Linked DNA regions of Homo sapiens: region 1 is linked to region 2. Evidence: chromatin loops called from intact Hi-C (ENCODE). Cell type or tissue: Calu3. All regions are shown on one strand. Each heading gives the region's core, and the rest is flanking DNA. Links, peaks and the distances in the headings are about the cores only. Region 1 has its middle 75 kb from the start of EPHA3. Region 2 has its middle 8.4 kb from the start of EPHA3.

Region 1 (5,399 bases), core at 158-5,157, 67 kb before region 2:
GCCTCCTGGGTTCAAGTGATACTCCTGCCTCAGCCTCCAGAGTAGCTGGGATCGCAGGCACACACCACCACACCCGACTAATTTTTGTATTTTTAGTAGAGATGGGGTTTCACCATGTTGCCCAGGCTCATCTCGAACTTCTGACCTCAGGTGATCCACCCACATTGGCCTTCCAAAGTGCTGTGATTAAAGGCGTGAGCCACTGAGCCGGGCCTAAACTTCCATGAAATTCTGAAGATCTTCAAACCCCTTCATATATGTTACATAACACAATTATTAAAGATATTTAAATTTGACAGATACTCATTGTATGTTTTTTATTAAAATCACAGTTTTTAAATGAAGTTTCAATTGCACATTAGAGGTCTATTACCCAGGAAAATATCACATCATATTAATAGAAATATTTTAAGATTTCTATTAAAAGAAATCTTTTAAGATTGAGAATAAGAAAACTTATTCTCAAATCAATGAAATAGCGGTGAATCTGCCTTAACTAGCTATGACCTAAGTATTCTCTTTAGATGTTACATTTTAATATTTTTTTAATTGCAGAGATTTAAAATAATGCTTTGACAAATTTTTTTCTCAAGACAACATAAACTTTGATGACTTGTTTCCACAGGCTTAGGAAATATAAGAACTTTATATGACAATTTTATCTAGACATATGCTGCTTATAAAATGTCATTTGCAAGCTACATGCTGGGATATATTCTGTCTAGTACATAGGATGCTTCCACCGGTTGAGCAATGTGCGTGTTTCAGTAAGAGTATAATAAAACATTTGAGAGTTTGTGACAGCTAAAATCATGACCAAGATAAATTAATCATTTTCTGTGATCCTTAAAGCCAAAGTTTCATGTGCATTTCAAAAATATACGTGTGTTTTGGAAAAGGTCATGTTTCATTAAACAAAATATGAATATTTTGATAATGTTCACTATTTTTAAAAACTACAACCGTATTCCCTATGATTCCCTCACTTTAGCAAAAGTAACTGTGTCCACTATCTCTTCAACCAAACATTACTATTGTCATTATTTGAATTGAATAAGAATGTATCAAGTACAAAGAAAATATAATCAATGGGGGTATTATGAAATACAGATGTCAAAATTCATATGTTTACTCTTGAAAATTAAATTTTAGGTATATAGATGGAAATGTTTCAGTGTTAAATCAGTTTCTAAAGCATCATAGATTTGTCAGAAGGCCTCAGTTGGACATAGGTGGGGTGCATGCGTGTGTGTGTGTGTGTGTGCATGTGTGTATGTTTCAGTGATAAGTTTGTGTGTGATTTCTGATTATAGAGTTTGAAATTTTTTCATTAAAACTTTCTGAACCAATACTAAAAATCGGAAATTTTCATATAACAATCTAGATGTTATTCTCTTTTTGAAAACCAGAAATAATGCGGAGGTGCATAGAGGCTTTAGTTTGACACTCATTTACATTCATTTGAGACCTATAAGCATTTGAGTTTTAAACATAGTTTTAGACCAACTCAATGAGTTCGTGGCTTCTTCTTACGTTAGGCCCCAGAGATAGTGTAGAGGGGGAGTTCAACTGTACAAAATAGTGGAATTTATATAGTAGCGGAAGCAAAGAGAGTAGATTTTAATTTTAGTTATGCTTATACAGATTACAGGCATTTCTTGCTAAATGTCAGAAAACAGTTTCTGAAAATTAGACAACCTTCATGAATGCACTAACCTGGAGCTTATTTTATCCTATTGTAAGTATAAGAAATCATAACATGCCTTGTGCACTCAATATGTCTCATTTATTTTATGAATCATTATGCAAGGTTTGTCACATCTGTTTTAACTGTTAATTTTTTTTTTTATTTCAGTAACTTGTTTCTAATAGATAACATTGCTTTGTGGTTAAATTTGTCAAAAGTGCCATTATTGTACATCCAAAGTAGCTCTTCATTATAACAGACTATGATGATTATAAAGAGTAATGCAATAATGAAAGGAAGACTTTGGAAACATCATACACAACATTAGCTATAATTTTCTATTTGAAAATCTAGAATTATTATAAAAAGGAAAATTTGACAATAAATTTTCTTAGAAAACATTTGAGAGAAAGCATCTATAAGTAGCCATTCAGGAACACGGAAATTTTATTTTGGAGGGCAACACACTTTAAATTTCTTTGCTAGAAGATTTTCCAATTTTTATATTTGCTTTTGTAAGCTGTAGTAAGTGGAAATTCTTTCTTTCTTTTTCTTTTTTTTTTTTTTTACCATGGCAACAAAGGGCAAGTTCTATTCTAACCTTAGGCAATAAATTAGGATTGGAATTGTTCATATACTTTGCTAATGAAAACACTGAAAAATGTATTAACAAATATCTCTGAACCTTAAAAGTAATCCTTCCTTCCTTCCTCTCCCTTTTTCTTTTTTCTTTCTCTTTCTTTCTTTCTTCTTTCTCTCTCTTTCCTTTCTTTCTTTCTTTCTTTTTCTTTCTTTCTTTCTTTCTTTTTCTTTCTTTCTTTCTCTCTCTCTTTCTTTCTTTCTTTTTCTTTCTTTCTTCTTTCCTGCTTTCTTTCTTCTTTTTCTTTTGTTTATTCTTTCTTTAGAGGGAGAGTAAAAGAGACTCTGTCTGTGTGTGTGTGTGTGTGTGTGTGTGTGTGTGTGATGTTTGCAGTTATGCAATAGTCTAATACTCATTAGCTAGGAAGTAGTGTTGATACACAGTTTACCACAGACACTATTTCAAGTATTCAGGAAGCATAGAAAGTACATACATACATGCATACTTTCAAAAAAATCAATATACAAACTTGCTGGGAAAAAAATCATGTTAACTTTGTGCTATGGAAATTTTTTTTCAGAAAGAATAGGAAATACACGCACATACATACACATTTAAGACAGTATTTCATTGTCAGTTTTAAGATAATAATAGGAAACATAATTTTATGAGTCATAGTCTGCTTGACTTTAATCCTTTCAGACATTGCAACCATTTGATTAAGTGCTATATGAGCTTTCTCCCCCAACACTCTCAAAGTGTCATCTGTCATAGCCTTGCTGTCACAGCTATAAAATATGACTGTCTAATGATATTAGAGCTAAGAAATATGATGTTGGGTTTGGCTTTTCAGATCACAATGATTCCTTACTGTAAGCCATGTAGCATGTTCCCAGTGTACATAACGGAAAAGGAGATTATAAATTGAACACATAAACATAGCAGATTTTGGGGGGAAAGACTGTAAAAAGTAACATTATTTTACGGTTAGACATATTCAATCCAAAATCGCATGAAAATAAAAACTTATTGTCTCCAAATTTCATTTTTTTCTAAGAACATTCCTATAAATTTATTATTTTGAGGATATGAAAAATTATATACATAAGCTAAATCACCTGATCAGAATATTTGCTTGAGTTGTCTATATTAATACTGTATCTAGATTTGTTATTATCTGGTCCCTAAAAATATCCTAATATGTTGCTGACACTGTAAGTGTCAACTAAATGTGGAGCATGATCTCATGGGATTTGTGATAAGAGAAAATATTTTCTATTTCCTGTTAAAATATATAATTCAGCTGTGTCACTGTGTCATATTGGGCAAGTTACTTAACTTCTCTTTCTTATTGTCCTTATGTATAAAACTATGCTTTCAATATTTTACTAGCAGAGACTAGTGTGAATTAAATTTAAAAAATACATGTGAAAAAATTAGAAGTCTTGACTCATAGAAAGTGCTCAATAACATATAGTTATATTTATCATTGGGAATATTGCTGAAAACATGTGGTAAATCTATTCCTGTTCATAAACAATGCCATAATTTAGATCTGTAATTTGGGAACTTTGGTCCCATACTTCTAAAATAATTAAACAACTTGTAGAGAATAAAAAGAATATAACAAAATTAATTGAGGAGATTAGGGTACATCCAAGAATCATTGCTTTGGTTCACGGAGCTTTATGAATTATGAGATATGTCAAAGTAGACAATAAAGAAATGTGAAAAGTAGAAGTAGCCTAAAAGGAAATAAAGATGACCATTAGGGGAAAATATAATATTTTGAATGGATGAGGTTTAGCCAGACTATTATATGTGAAAAGTATGGTGTATTGTTTAGCAAACAACAACTGAGAAGAGTGTACAAAACTCAGATGCATAGAATCTGTCCTCCAAAAATACATGTGCAAGTAAAGGAACTGGAAAATACATAAATACCATAAGACAAACTTGCCAGACTGGAAAAATGCACAAAGGGCATGAAATACTTGTGGAATGGTAATGTGAGGATTGCTTTGGACCGTCTTCTAAAACAAAACAACCATAACTTTCCACAAAGCAACTATAGCTCATGAAAATTACAAAAACAAAAAATTAAAAATAAAACCTCTTTAAGTCTCTGGAAATTGTCCTAAGGGCATACAGCAAATGGAGAAACATTTACTCAATAGAGTCTATGCAATTGGAATCTGTGCCATTTCACCTATAACCTACTCACCCTCCTCCCCCAGCTCAGTGTGACAAAAGTTCTACTGAAGGCAGGTGTAGCCAAGAAGATAGAACTCACTCTTCTCCCAGCTCCCTGTCTAACATTTTGACTTCTTCCTAAGAAGTAAAAGCTATGAGCATTACTACTCATCCATTCTTCCCAGCTCCATTGAAAAAGCTTTATTCCAAGGGGCGGTTCCAAGATGGCCGAATAGGAACAGCTCCAGTCTACAGCTCCCAGTGTAAGCGACACAGAAGACGGGTGATTTCTGCATTTCCAACTGAGGTACCGGGTTCGTCTCACTGGGGCTTGTTGGACAGTGGGTGCAGGACAGTGGGTGCAGCGCAACGAGCGTGAGCCGAAGCAGGGCGAGGCATTGCCTCACTTGGGAAGCACAAGGGGTCAGGGAATTCCCTTTCATAGCCAAGCAAAGCTGTGACAGAGGGCACCTGGAAAATCGATTCACTCCCACCCTAATATTGTGCTTTTCCAATGGTCTTAGCAAATGGCACACCAGGAGATTATATCCCGCCTGGCACAGAGGGTCCCACGCCCACAGAACCTGGCTCATTGCTAGCACAGCAGTCTGAGATCGAACTGCAAGGCAGCAGTGAGGCTGGGGGATGGGCGCCTGCCATTGCTGAGGCTTGAGTAGGTAAACAAAGCGGCCTGGAAGTTGGAACTGGGGGGAGCCCACCACAGCTCAAGGAGGCCTGCCTGCCTCTGTAGACTCCACCTCTGGGGGCAGGGCATAGCCAAACAAAAGGCAGCAGAAACCTCTGCAGACTTAAATGTCCCTGTCTGACAGCTTTGAAGGGAATAGTGGTTCTCCCAGCATGGAGTTTGAGATCTGAGAACGGACAGACTGCCTCCTCAAGTGGGTCCCTCACCCCCAAGTAGCCTATCTGGGAGGCACC
Region 2 (5,399 bases), core at 97-5,096:
ACCTACATCCACACATCACTTCACCCAAAGTCCATAGTTTACAATAGGGTATATTCTATGGGTTTGGACACATTTATAGTGATACACAGCTATCATTATAATATCATGCAGTATTTTCTCTGCCCTCAAAAACCTCTGTAGTCCCTTTATTCACTCCTTCCCCATTAAATAGCTTTTGTGAAGGAAGTCAAAAAATTGAAATTTGTCTGCATATAATGATTATTTCTGGAGCCATTTAAAATGTTCATATAAAACCATTAACTCCTTTATTATTTATGCAAGCATGTGGCCTAGGCTCTCTGTCTGTGTGATTTGATTTGCTGGAAGCTTAGTAGTATAAGAATGTCCTCCTTCTTGTTCTGGGAAAAAAAATCCACAAAATAAAATATTGCTTTTTAAGGATTTTAAATTTCAAAAACTAAAACTAAAGAGATGTAATAATCTTACACATTGAAAATAATTTACATTATTTTGTTCAATTGTAATTTTGTTTCGCTTTCTTCACTCTTTAAATTTCTTTATATAAAATCAATTTATTATGAATGATAAATAAGTTAACATAAAGTTTGTTAAATAAATTAAAACAACAAACAGAAATATTTTGTCATTTATTTATTGATTACCCTGAGGATAATTTTTGACTATTTCTCTCTAGGGTCAATAGTTTATGTAAACAGTCCCTTAACATTGTTTGGTCAACCAGTTGTCTATGTTTTAAAGGAGAGTATATGATTTCTGCTTTAATCTTTCATCAAAATGCAAGAAATGTATTAATTTATTGAAATATAATTGAATAATTATTATTAACACATTACTATGTGATTAACTTATTTTGCTAAATTTTCTGGGCTATGTTAAACTGTTTGAAAGGGAAAATTAAAGAAGTAAGTGAATAGGTAGGGTGTTGAAATCTGGTGTAAAATTAAACCAAAAGAAGACAAAACATAACTATAAAAAATAAAACTTTATTATCATAAATAATAATTACATTTTCACTCATTCACCCAATATTGATTATAGACCTACTATGTGCCAGACACAGTTCTAGATGCTGGGAATACAACAGTGAGCAAAGCAGACCACAATCACTGCTCCCCTGGCACTTAATTCCAGAGTGTTTGGATGAAGACATTCTTTGGCAGGATCAGAATTTGGTCACAGGTGGTCTGTAAGGCTACTTAGCATTCATGAGTTATCCTTATATTTCTAACAAAATAGTATTCTGCACTTCACTGCTCTCATCATAATACAACATTGTTTTTCTTATGTTTGGCATATTACTCCATAAATGAAGGATAACCAGCAACCCATGACATATAATGCTGACTTACAATATTGTTAAACAATAACATTGTTAGATACTGTAGAAGTTATGCTTCTGATGAACATTAAAAATAGATGACTGCAAGTTTTTATAGTAGATACAGAATATAGATTTATTTTTTCTACATTAGGCATGTTCTTCTCCAAAGAAGATCATCCTTACAAAGATTTTATATATATATATATATATATATATTTATTATTATTATTAAAGTTCTAGGGTACATGTGCACAACGTGCAGGTTTGTTACATATATATACATGTGACATGTTGGTGTGCTGCACCCATTAACTCGTCATTTACATTAGGTATATCTCCTAATGCTATCCCTCCCCCCTCCCCCACCCTACAACAGGCCCCGGTGTGTGATGTTCCCCTTCCTGTGTCCAAGTGTTCTCATATTACAAAGATTTTTTATGCACTATTCAAACAGTGCATCATGTCTCTTCTGAAAATCACACTAGGGTACATCACTTTTACTGAAGGGAGCAAGACACATTCCACAGGAATGTCAGGTATGCTGCTGCCCAAAAAGGTTTAGGACATTTGGTCTATCCATTTTTCTCTTGATCTTCCTTGAAGCTTATACCTTTAAATAAAAGTGCTAAAAATAATTCAGTTTTTTCTATAGTTGTTGCTTTCCACAATACCTTTGTGAAGGCGAGCCCCTGTCTTCCCTCTGCCCCAGACACTAAAGGGACTTCTTAAGACAACTATTCATTGTAGTGATCCTGTTTTTTAAATGTCAATTTTATCATATTTCCTTACCTTTTACTGCAAATTTTACAGAGACACTTTTTTTTTTTTTTTTAGGAAATATCTGGAATATACGTTAAATCTTACACTCCTGCCATTCTCATGAACATTTTCATGGGGAAATTAAATGAGGAAACACTGCATATAAAGAAGAAAGATTTAAAAATAAAGAAAATGTGCCACTTATCTAAACACTCTTTAGTGTGGAAATGGGTAGATTTATCTGAACAGGAAATCAAATGTGACAATGTGACACCTTTTCTTGATTCCTCAGGGCTATAATGAACTAATCATACAGTCCAGATAAGGTAAATACGAGGTGATGTAATTAGTTAAAACTCACAGATGTACACATGCATTCATACCCTTCTTAATTACTACTAATCAGGAAATTAATTAAACTGAACCTAAAAATAAAATTGTGCTTATTCCTGTGAAGGCCTCTATGTCAATGAACCGCCTCAATAAACAGATCTAAATACCCTAATCTTCAGCCGCAGAGGCTGCTGCCTCTTTAGAGCCCTCTAGTGGAGAGCACGGCTTATAGCAGTGCCCTATGCCGGCGACTTGACAATAAAAAAATCTTTCATGAAATCGAGGGAAGTGAGGACTGGTATGTGACTCTATTCCTTCATTTGTTTAGATGTGATGATACCACCCAACAGACAGACTTCCTGCATGTGGACTTGTAAATGTATTCCACCTTTTTTACTCTAAGGTGAATTGAAAAACATCCAAGTTTTCAGTTGAGGCTTTACTTGTACATATGTTTCAAAAAAAATTACTGAATATTTGAGATGCTTAATTAAATCATAGGAATTGCAAAATAAATGCATCTTAAATAAGAATATAAAACGAAAATTTTGAATCCCTTCATTGCCATGATTAAAAATTGAATGAGGGCATACTCATTTTTCTAGAAAACTGTATCACTGTATTTGTAATTATTTTTAAGTATTTTAGGTGCAATCTCCCTTACTTTGATTTATTTTTCAAACTGAGTTAATTCTGAGTTTCAATCATCTTTGTAAAACCTGTAATTTTGTGTGTAAATAAACCATATTTGGATAGTAAAAACCCAGAGTTAGAAACGGAAATAGCTTCCATTTAACTTGGGAAATATTGCATGGATAAAGATGATTGACATTAAGATGTGGACTACCTGCCACACTTTAAATTATTTATCATTATTTAACCACTGTATTGATGTGACATAATAGGGATCACTGACCCACAGCATAGTCTAGGAGACAAATTGGAAAAGCAGGTGAGGTTATTTGGACACTTGCGGAAACCAGAGCATCCGTGAAAAATCACAAATGTTTGACGCTGTTGAATATAAGGCCTCGATGACTTAATAAGGATTATTTTTCCAGTTCCCAACTGAATTGATGACTATGGTTAGACAAGTACATAATCTGTTAATTTTTCTGTATTGAGTCATTCTATTTTATGTTCAAGCTTGTGAGATAGTTCAGAAACAAAATTGAAGTCACGTGTTCTCAAAATTCTTCCACAGAGCATGTAATAATCCTTTATCACCTTTTGCTTTATGTAGAAAACTATTTTGGATGTCCTCTTACTTTGATCTGAGCCATAAACATAGCATCTGTTATGACATCCTTTTAAAAATTCCCTTCAATCAATAGGCCATATTGCCATTGCTTGTTTTACTGAACCACATAACAATACATTAAGGAATGAAAATGTCATTTGATATTTAAAATTAATTGATAAATAAAAGGACATTAGTTTTTCATCTTTAGATAAATTTCTTAATATTTGCAAACACAAATTCATTTTGTATTAAATCATGGGTTTAACAATGGTATTCTCATGTTTGTTAAGCTGTATATATCTTCTTGGATAGTTGAAATTTGGTCTTTTAATATATATCTCAAGAAATTATCATCCCACTATATTATCACCCATTTAACATATCTGAAACAAAATGAAATAGGTTATTTTACATTCTTGTGCTGAATAATGTTTTCACTTTTCTGGATTATGTTAGGTCATTTATTTTGTTGTTAAAGAACTTAAAATATTGGGAAGGAAATCCATACACTTGAAACAGTTAACTGACAATGCAGATCAGTAAATGATGAAATGCTTCTAAGAGTGATTTAGATAAAGGTGAAATAAGAGTCTACAGAAAAGATGGTGTAGTCTTGACTACATAAAGCCATAAAGATAGCATCTGTTATGACATCCTTAAAGAAGAAAGAGATTTAGAGTAATGTAGTGTTATCTAAATAGTTGACTGGAGCAGTAGGTTAGTTTTGAAGTTTACTGGGAGATGAGTTTGAATAGACTGAGCCATGTATTCCCACTTTTTTTTTTTTTTACCATATCTGACTTTTTAATATTGTAATGTCTCTATTTGAATATATTATACATATTTACACTAATTTTCCAAATCAACCAATGTATTTTAGAACTTTGCTGCAAAGTGTCATCACTTGCAGCAGACATCATCACCTCGGAGCTTGTTGGAAATGCAGAATCTCAGGTCCCGCTCAAGATTTCCTAAATAAAATTCTGCATTTTAACATGCCCTGCTCTAAGAAAATACTATTGGATAGTGTATGGTCTTTCTTGTTGATGGGTACAATATTCCATATGTATGTGTATGATGAATATACATATGTATGTATATTCATAATTATTTCTCAAAAATGGGTTTTAAAAGGACTACTATATAAGTCCTGTCTCATCCAAAACATTCCCTTCACTCCTCCACCATCTCAAGCCCCATATGCTCTTGCTCAGAGTTTGCTCAGAGCCTTGGGATGTTTTCCTTAGATGTTAAGATGAACTCTTGGCTTGTTTTGACTGTCTTTTGGCAAGAGAAACAGAAGAGTAGGAAGTAGTGATAGTAGTAAAATTTGTTTTAAAAATGGAAAAATGTTTCAGAAGTAATTATAAAATTGAATGTAAGAGTATGTTTTAAATAGCATTGGTTTATCCTAACCAGCAAATCACATTTATAAGTCTTTTTTTGCTTTTTTGGACAGCTTTATAACAATTGGATTAAATCTTTCTAATTTATAATCAGCATTTTTCAATTAATTCGGGCATGCTAATTTTTATATTGATTGCATAAACTTGCATGTTTACAACATATTAATTCAGTGGATATCAGTTAAAATACAGTAAATTAATTTGTGCCATCTGCTGTGACTATTTTCAAAGCCAAAATTTAGTAATTGTCCTGAAAAATCACTGTCCTTCAAGAAGCTTTCTTAGATTCTGAGATTATTCCATTCTTCTAATCACCTTCAAATACTTAGGCACCAAAGATTTCCTGTAGGGTTTC

Evidence for each region. Peaks named below come from ENCODE experiments on the same cell type or tissue, not always from the same donor. Only the 100,000 strongest peaks of a DNase experiment are listed, where the experiment ranks them.
Region 1: it touches region 2 in a loop (2.4-fold over the local background); 1 of 110 quality-filtered maps calls a loop at or near these places.

The regions. Positions count from the first base shown.
Region 1 is chr3:89,029,846-89,035,244 of GRCh38, forward strand. No RefSeq gene overlaps it. Among named protein-coding and RNA genes, the nearest start is that of EPHA3, 75 kb to the right of the region's middle. In Calu3, for the core only: no CTCF peak of the experiment used is centred there; a DNase peak (open chromatin) is centred at 2,636.
Region 2 is chr3:89,096,569-89,101,967 of GRCh38, forward strand. No RefSeq gene overlaps it. Among named protein-coding and RNA genes, the nearest start is that of EPHA3, 8.4 kb to the right of the region's middle. In Calu3, for the core only: a CTCF peak has its summit at 2,582 (motif pointing left); a DNase peak (open chromatin) is centred at 2,613.